Linked DNA regions of Mus musculus: region 2 is linked to region 1. The links are chromatin loops, found by intact Hi-C in ENCODE. Cell type or tissue: left cerebral cortex. All regions are shown on one strand. Each heading gives the region's core, and the rest is flanking DNA. Links, peaks and the distances in the headings are about the cores only.

The links. A loop is a pair of places that touch in the nucleus more often than their neighbours do. Peaks named below come from ENCODE experiments on the same cell type or tissue, not always from the same donor. Only the 100,000 strongest peaks of a DNase experiment are listed, where the experiment ranks them.
Region 2: a loop joins it to region 1, with 7 times the contacts of the local background. A loop is called at or near these places in 8 of 42 quality-filtered maps.

Annotation. Positions count from the first base shown.
Region 1 is chr1:158,265,016-158,269,605 of GRCm38, forward strand. It overlaps Brinp2 (bone morphogenic protein/retinoic acid inducible neural-specific 2), which reads right to left. Exons shown (of 8, transcript NM_207583.2): 3 at 2,815-3,005; 4 at 1,447-1,655. Among named protein-coding and RNA genes, the nearest start is that of Brinp2, 89 kb to the right of the region's middle. RefSeq lists an enhancer at 452-3,031. In left cerebral cortex, for the core only: a CTCF peak has its summit at 2,437 (motif pointing left); a DNase peak (open chromatin) is centred at 2,497.
Region 2 is chr1:157,551,039-157,555,628 of GRCm38, forward strand. It overlaps Sec16b (SEC16 homolog B (S. cerevisiae)), which reads left to right. Exons shown (of 26, transcript NM_001159986.1): 13 at 1-86; 14 at 1,895-2,006; 15 at 3,709-3,814. Among named protein-coding and RNA genes, the nearest start is that of Sec16b, 27 kb to the left of the region's middle. In left cerebral cortex, for the core only: a CTCF peak has its summit at 2,192 (motif pointing right); DNase peaks (open chromatin) are centred at 2,224, 2,766 and 3,375; H3K27ac peaks cover 520 bases.

The DNA.
Region 1 (4,590 bases), core at 1,214-3,713:
ACCACATGATACCATCCTTCAACAGGTATCCTTACACATTCTACATTGTTCCTGACACAAAGAATGGAGTGCTTGTCTGTAAGGCCCATCTCTTCATTCTTATATAAAATGCCAACACGCTCACTTAATGACCATGCCCCTCGATTACCTTCTCTCTCTCCTGTTTCATCACGTCATCACTTTCTACCACATTATTCTACTAATATATGGCTAAGCTAGACTATCTCTCATCATGAAGATAAAAAACACCGTGTGGATCCCACCACTCTCCCATAAGGACCCATTCTTCTGATTTCCTCTACAGTGCAAACGGAGTTCCTATTCACAAGCAGTTCCTCACTTTGATTCTTATCTTAGATTCATTCCACTCCATCATCTGTCCCCTTCATGTCACTAAACCTGACCCTCTGCAGGATGTCAGTTACCTCTAAGTCACTAAGTCTCTGGATTTACTTGCAGGCCCATGATTTGAACACAGGCTTTTTGGATATAGAGATTTTCATGTTGTGTTCTAGGTATCTATAATAGTATCTGATATGTGCTAAGCACTCACAAAATAGTTATTGAGTTAACCAGTGGGTAAGTGAACAAAATCCCCTTGCTCTTTCAGACGATACAAAAGCAGAGCCTAATTTTGATGGCTACAGACCACCTTGATTTTATACTTAGAATTTAAAAACCCCAGCATTCCCAAAAGGGTTTTCAGTCATCCGTTAACTATAGACCCTTAGTAGAAATACCCTACAGGTTAATTAGAGCAGGTGTTGGCGTGGGTAGAAAGTATAGATTTTAAAGTCACAATAACTATGGATCCCTTAAAGATATGCATGATATCCCAAGGCTCTGTCATGCTCCTGCTAAAACTTGTACCTTGTCTGGTGTTAAAATTCCTTTCTGTGGCCATGCCATCCAGTCCAGCCTCCTTCAGAACCTCATCTTGTGTAATGTCTTTCTGTTTAGCTCTCTGCCCTCATAGTACTGCTCTCTGTGCTTCAATGGACATTAAGCTGCTTGCTGACTTGGGGCCTTAGCACTTAGAATTGTTTGTTTGTTTAATCAAAACACTCTTCCTCAGTTTTATACAACCAGGCTTCTCATCTTTCAGGCCTCAACCTCACAGGGTAAACCTTGAATTGCCCTTCCTGACCAATCTAACTAACATTAAAGGGCCCCTTCTCCCACCCTAGAAAATGTATACCATGCTTTTAAATGGCCCTTACAGTGGGGGTTGCTTCAGTGTTCAACCTCTACTAGAATACAGTCACATCTTTGACAAGAGTAAATCTGTCTGCTGGACCTTCCTTCAGAGAATGGGTAAGCCAACCACTTCTAAGGACTGGCTCAGATGCCACCAGAAAGTTACTGTTTCTCTTTGCTCCTACAGCCTGGCTAACCTGAAGCCAGCTAAGGCTCTGGCTTCCCTGCCCGGTGCTGGCAGGCTGTTACCTTTATGGCCCCTGTGGCTATTTGGATATGGTGAAGTCTGCGCAGTGTGCTCTCTCTGTCAATGAAGTAGGAGGCAGCCAGCTGGTGCAGGGTTTCCAGAGACACAGCGGAGCTGTTCCCAGTGCCCCCAACTACAGGGATACCTCCTGTTGTTTCTGACTTTCTGCTTAGTTTCCTCTTGTCCACAAAAATGGTCAGAGACTCTTCTCCTATAACAAAAACATGAGCTCATTAGTGAAGTTGTCAGCCCCAGGATCCTCTGCCATTATGAACCTGTAGCCCTTGGGCAAGGCAGACAGAGTTAAGAGAGAGCCTTGCCCCTGCTGGGGGCCTCTTCCCCATCCTTTCCATTCTGAGAGCTCTCTTCTCAGAGGGTGTACAGGGTCACAGGCCTCCCTGCCTGGGAGGCCCTCCTTTCTTAGCTCTTAAAGCCTCCCAAAGCTTACCCCTCAGCAGTGTCTCCATTTAACATCCTCTATTGATCTCCATGGCAGGCAATCTGCCTCCAAGGGGGAGACACAATTCTCCCCTCTCAAGTTGTTTATAAGAAGCCACATGGCTATTACAGCTTCCAGGGAAAGGGCGAAAGCTTTGAGGCTATATTTCTGTTCTCTCCCCATCAAATGCTCACCACCTGCCACATGCCGGCAGCTGGCCTCAACCCCGGGGGAGCTGTGCTTTGTCTACAGCACACTTAACTAAATGTTATGATAAACCCTTCTTTCTTTCTTCCCATAGCTGCAAGAACTCTTGTGATCTGTGATCCTGTCTTGTGATCCAGTCCAGAGGCCGTGCTCCATTTTGCACAGACCAGTCCCCACCGCCATTCTATTAGAGGGAGATTCACCCAAGTTGTTGGAATTGTGGTTTGGCTGGTTACCAATCGTCACAGTGAGGAAGGAGGGGTCAGTAACTCAATGAACATCTATCTATTTCTGAGCCTACACAGCTGACATTTTTTTAGCCACAGTCAAGAATTAACAAGTGAAGTCCATGGGCTAGATGGCTAGTCAAAACAAAAGTAGGAGCGCCCCCTGCTGGTATATGGTTAGTAGAAACCCGTGTGTGTGTGTGTGTGTGTGTGTGTGTGTGTGTGTGTGTGTGTTCCCTGTCCCTGTCTCCCCTCCCCACCCCTAACTTCCTTACCCCGCAACTCCCTCCCCTCTGGATGAGAATAGAAATGTTCTAGGGTAGATTTAGGTACCGAGAGAATACACTGTTCTCCAGTGCACCAGAAAGAAAATATTTCTCAGGCAAAAATAAGTCAAGAAAGAAAAAAGATGCAGGGAAATAGAACGATACTCAACAGATCATAAAAGCTATTTTCAACAATGGAACAACCAGTTTGGGGCTGAGGATACTGCTTACCTCCAAGAGTAGCAGAAAGTAAGAAATGAGTGCCGTACTTTTTGATGAGGTTTTCAGTAACCTGTTGCAGATTGGGTCTCCTTCCAAGGAGGCGGATATTGCGGACAAACTCTGGGGCGAGAGGCAGGGGCAAACTGAAGAAATCTCTCCTTTCTAGGGCCAAGTTGTTCACTTTCCATCGGGCAAACTCCCTGCAGGGAAAGTCAAGGGGTGAGGAAAAACCCATTGTATTTCAGAACCAGAAGTGTGAAGTCTGAAATAAGCCACACGCACACACACACACACACACACACACACACACACACACACACACAAACACACACCCCCGTCTGAGGCCTCCTCTCCACAGTGCCCTTCCCACGGGGTGGAGAACCCAGTAGAAGAGGCTCCTCCTCTGGCTGATCTTTTCTGGACTGAGAAGGTGCCCTCCACCCGAGTTTCTCCCACACAGCTTTCTTACTGGACAGTGGTGGCTCAGCATCTTCCCAAGGCAGTTGCCCTGCCTCACAGAGAAACAGAAAAAGCGCATGTTTGGCATTTGACAGTGGTTTGCAGAGAACTGACCAATCAGAGCTGTCCTACAGCTGGTGGGTTACATCTTCCATCTTTGCTTCAGTTGCTGTTCACTGCTAGAAACTGGAAGGCTGCTCTAGAAAGAACAGTGTTTTAACTTGTGGGGCTCAGATCCCCTCATATCCTTGGAGATAATTACATTCCCTATTCTTGTTTATTTAGCTCATATCGATTGATGGCACATCAGAAACTAAAATTGAGAAGATTAAAGTTATCTATCCAATACTGCATTTGAAGTTAACAGTAATAAGCCCATTACATATAGCAAAATCAATGCATTTTATGGCAATAACTATATGTACTGAAACAGAACAAATTTGACAAGGAGAGCATATTGCTTTGTGGTTTTGTAAACCTTTCATATCTATTTGACAGAACAGTTTTATTCTCATATTTGGTCAACATTCAGTTTGTTATCATAACTGTGGACTCTTAAGCTTGGGACCACACTAAACCAAAGAAATGGCTAATTCTTAAAGATTGCTTAAAATCCAAAGATTTTCATTGAAACGGATCTTTAGATCCTCCATGTTCGAGTAACAAGACACACTGGACATCCTGGACATATCTGCTTCCTGAAATACACAGCTCTTTAACAACCTAGCTCTTATTACATAGTTACAAAAACACCACTAACTACATCAGAAATACCTTTAAATACCAGGAAGCTGACCAGCTCATGATAATGAATAGAACTTTTCTAGGATTTGCATTTTCATATGATAACTGAAATTTTATTTTGGTTAATAAATACCATCAATTTTCCTTAGAAGCTTGCTTTTATTTTATTTTATTTTATTTTTGAGAAAATGTCTGCCAAAAACTTAACTCTAAATAATTCTAGGCTGTCTGCTACTTTTGTTTTCAAGACAAAGAGTTCTAGGAGAAAGGTTGCTTGCTCAGCTTGCACCCCAGGCACATCTGGACTTTCCCTTGAGATCACCAGAGTTCTTTAGGAGCTGCAGACATGTCCTGTGTGCATTTCCTAACCCATCACATGGAACAGTGAAGAGCCATGCATACAAGGTCAATATTTAATGCTGATAGTAAATTGTACTGCGTCAGGACATTCTTAAATGAAGCTGGCATATTCTATGTGTGTGTGTGTGTGTGTGTGTGTGTGTGTGTGTGTGTGTATGTGTGTGTGTGTGTTCAGTTCACTTCTATAATGATGACCAGCACATGACTACCACCAGACTCATT
Region 2 (4,590 bases), core at 890-3,389, 710 kb before region 1:
GCCCCACTTGGCTGTGATCCTGTCAAATCAGGCTGGAGATACAGAGTTGTACCAGCGAGCGATTGTCAGCATGGGGGATACCCTGGGTAAGCAGAAATTGGCTTACGCCTTCCCTGGGGCAACTTTCCATGTCTGACATTAGTTTAGTGTTTCCTAGTGTTTCTCAACTTTCCTAATGCTAGCACCTTTGATACAGTTCCTCATGCTGTGGTGACCCCCACCCCAACCCCAACCATAAAACTATTTAGTTGTTACTTTATAACTGTAATCTTGCCGCTGTTAGCCTCCTGGTTAAGAAACCCCAGGGAAAGGTACCTTCATCTGCTTTTGCTATGTTTGTGTGTTTGTTTGTTTTTCCATATCTGTTTCCCAGAATTCCCACTGGGAGCGTTGTGTTTCCATTGCTATATAGCCTCCTCTTCACTTTCTACTTACAGGTGAGGTGCCTTTACCTTGAGCTAACACAGGGGCGTGCCACTTCCTCTTGCCTCGGGGACTTCAGATGGGAAATGCTGCTTTTGCCTAAACCACCTTGGTAGCTTTCTGTCTTTATTTCTATTATCTGTCTGAGAACAGGGCCTTACAAGTGTGGAATGTCTACAGGATATCCAGATCTCTACTTCACAAATTTGGTCTAACTTTTAGAAACCATGGTGTTCTTTGTGGAACGCTGTGAACAACTGCTCTTCTGAATTTGAAGCAGCCCTCTGTAAGGTTGTGACCCAGCTGTCTGCTTGAAAGGGGACCCATGTCTATTGGGCACCAGACTCTGTACTTCACCCGCTGTTAGCCATTTTCTCACTGCTGTGGCAAAATGGCCGACCAAACCAACTTAAGCAAGGGGGTTTCTCTGGCTCACAGTTCTAGGAAACACAGTCTGTCACGGCAGACGGTTGAGATGTGACTAGAGGCCTGGTGTTCACGGCCAGGAAGCAGAGATGGGTGATGGGCTCCTTCCCTCTCTTTCTCTTCACTCCTAGATCCTAGCCCAGAGGATAGTGCCTCCCACACTCCAAATGAGTCCTCCCGATTCAGTTAAACCTTTCTGGAAGCACCCTGAAGGTCACACCCAGAGGTATTTCCTAAGATAGTCTATTCAAGTTGACAATGAAGATTGACTGTCACACCCACTTAATTCGAGTTTAAAGTAGTAGAAAATGTTTGGAGAACATTTAAAAGTCAGGAACAACTTGGTAATTGATGTGATTTTTTATGAGCACAGGAAAAGTCTTCAATCATCCAACTTCAGTAGAGGAAGCAGCCACACCCCACAAGCAGCCACACCCCACAAGGAAGCAGCCACACCCCACAAGGAAGCAGCCACACCCCACAAGGAAGCAGCCACACCCCACAAGGAAGCAGCCACACCCCACAAGGAAGCAGCCACACCCCACAAGCAGCCACACCCCACAAGGAAGCAGCCACACCCCACAAGGAAGCAGCCACACCCCACAAGGAAGCAGCCACACCCCACAAGGAAGCAGCCACACCCCACAAGCAGCCACACCCCACAAGGAAGCAGCCACACCCCACAAGGATGTTTAAAATCCGTTTCTGATGTCCTACTTTACTTAGGTATAGGCATCTTGTCTCGATTCTCAGCCCCAGGAATGACCATGACTTTTAGAAAATTCCCAATGAAAAACTCATCAGGGGGACGTGAAACAGCACACAGCATCCTGGTTGTGGCTGATGAGAACTGAAATGCAGGATCTGAGGTCAGAAACACTGATGCAGGAGGGAAGGAAAGGGAGATGTCACAAGAACTCCCCTGGTTTATTCATATCAGGTTTCCGCTCTGACCCTGGGGTCCACTATTTAACTCTCTGTTCTACTCAGACACTGGGTCCCACAGGGTGTGCCTCACGCCTGGGCTCTTGTTCTCCTCCTGCAGCTGGAAAAGGGCTTGTGGAGGCATCTCACTTCTGCTATCTCATGGCTCATGTGCCCTTTGGTCACTATACGGTGAAGACAGATCATCTGGCCTTGGTGGGCAGTAGCCACAGGTACGTATGTGACTTTTGTAAAGATGATTTGCACGGGTTATTTTAGCCCTTACTGGGTTTCATGGCTTCACTACTCATTTTCTTGTGTAAATTTCCGCTACTGCCCGCTCTTCCTCTCTATCTTCTGCATTAGTCTAGGCAAGGTGACCAGAGGGTGCCACATCACACCACCAGAGGGCCTTTGGTGCTGTTAGTGCTCTTGGTGTGTGTTGAACTCTTCTGGCCACTGGGTGGCAGCCTAGCTCCACAACCAGAGATAACATAGAAAAATGAAGTTTACAATAGTATATTTTGGGCAGCCCTGGGCTTATTCTAGGAGCCTACTTTTTGGGGCCTCCATACTACTTCAATATATTAATTTGGAGCACAAGCTCTTTGGAACCTTCTGCATCAGTCACTTGTTTTCTGGTAGCCACATATCAGGGTGTTTCCCCCCCCCCCCCAAGGACCCCAAAGCCCTGGAGAAAGAGTGAGTTGAAGCAGATAATCTTACCCTGGGTGGTCCTCACTGTTCTGGATCTTTCTACCTCTTTCTCCTTAATAGTTGTGATTTCTGAGCAGTCATGGTATTGCGCTCCTAGAATTCTAGCAGTCAAGAGGTATAGACAGGGGGATTGTAGCAAGGCCAATGCTAGCCAGGGTGGTGCAATGAGTTCTAGGCTAGCCAGCCAGCCAGGGCTACGAACCTGTCTCAAGAGAGAGAAAGAAGACATTTCTGAGATGCAGAGCTATCAGTGTCTTTGCAATGTTTGCTTTGTTACAGATTTACTTTATAAAAAGGTAACTGCACCGGGGAAGCAAGGTATTGAGGGATTGAAAGCCTTGTCTAAGGTAGCCTCTCGGGTGCACCATCAGGATGGACTTGGAGTCTAGACAGTAAGGTTGCAGGAGCAAAAGTTGTAGCTGATATTCCTAATCCTCTACCACCATAGCAATCGGTGCTCCTCACAGATTCTTCTCTTGAGCCTGGGCTCAGATAGAAGAGTCATCTTCTCAAGGCAGTCTGTCTGGGCTAAGCAAGCCCATAAAGGTACCTCGCTTCCTATAGCCCATGTTCATGACTCCTGGGGGAGTTTCTTGAGATATGTTAGCTTCTGGAATTATTCTGATGACTGGAATATAGGGCACCTGGCAAGCTGTAGAGGGGAGACGGCAAGTGTGTGTGTGTGTGTGTGTGTGTGTATGTGTGTGTGTATCACATTCACCTGTTTTCTTTCCTCACTGGCCGGATGAACTTCCTGTGCAAGATCTGTCATTTCTTTCTGGCTCCATTGTCCTCCCCAGTCTGTGCCAGGCCATCTGTGGTGCTCCTGGACTCCACGGCTTCCTCTTTTGCACTTGGCAAGCTCAGGCTGCTCTGTCTTTCCTGGGGCATGCCAGGCTGAGGGCTGAGGGCTGAGGGCTGAGGGCTGAGGGCTGAGGACTGAGGGCTGAGGGCTGAGGGCTGAGGGCTGAGGACTAGTTTTTAGGAGGTTGAAGTGGGAGGTGTTGAAGGGGGATGTTAAGGGAGGTGCAGAGCCTCCTCCTCACAAGCAGGCTCTTCTAGAAGTGCTGGCACTCTCACTTATTGCCCAAACCTAAAGAGATGGAGGTCAAGGAGGAAGTGCAGTCTATCTTGAGCCCACAGGCTCTTTCCTCTTATAGACCTGCCTGAGAGCAGCATCTCCGCCTCACCTCTGTTCTTGTTATTCCCTGCTTTTAGTCAAGAGTTTATGAAATTTGCAACAATTGAGGCTATCCAGCGGACGGAAATCTTCGAGTACTGCCAGATGCTGGGCCGCCCCAAATCCTTCATCCCTTCTTTCCAGGTAACTGAACCCCGAGGGGGGCGGGGCGGGGCGGGGCGGCCATCAGCGATGCTGTGTCTAGGTTGTGGGCAGCCAGGTTCTTAGCCTTGCTGTTTGGCACCTGGTACCACCGGCCAAGTCATCTCCTGCATTTGTCCTCTTTAACGGGAGTGCGGGAAGGCTTAGGGTTTCTTTTTATGTTCCCGGAAGGTCAGAATTTTACAGCATGAAAGCAAACGGTTCAGAAGTCTTTGCTGGAGGCATACATGCGGAAATCTTGCTGCAGTTCTGCCCCTCCCTCCCTTCCTGTCCTCCTGCTGCCCTGGGCTCTTCTCTCCTAGCACTTCCGCTCAGCTCCTCCTCAGCTCCTACAGCCCTCTGGTCCCTCTGACAGCTCACCTTCTGACCACTCCCCCTTTCTCAGGAGCTTCCCTCCTGCTCTGGCCTTAGTCCATTCTCTCTTTCTTCTCAGGGTTTCAGTTGTATAGGTGGCAACCGCACTGCCAGGCTCTTTTCTCTCCCCTCAGCCCCTCTGTTTGGCATCTCGTTGCTACCCTATGTCCGTAGGCATCGCGTCATCCTCCAGTCCGATCCCCTATGTGTTTTGAGACCTGCTACCCAGTGGCCTTTTCTCGCGTCTCTTGCTGGTGTGGAGTGTGAACTTCACTGAAGCCTTGCAGCAAACTGGCATAAAACCGAGGTAGTTTGTTTCTGGGCTGGGAATAGGACTATCTCAGCCACAGCACTGACTCCAAGGTCCCCATCTCCCATTCACTCGACACTACTCTGTATTTTCT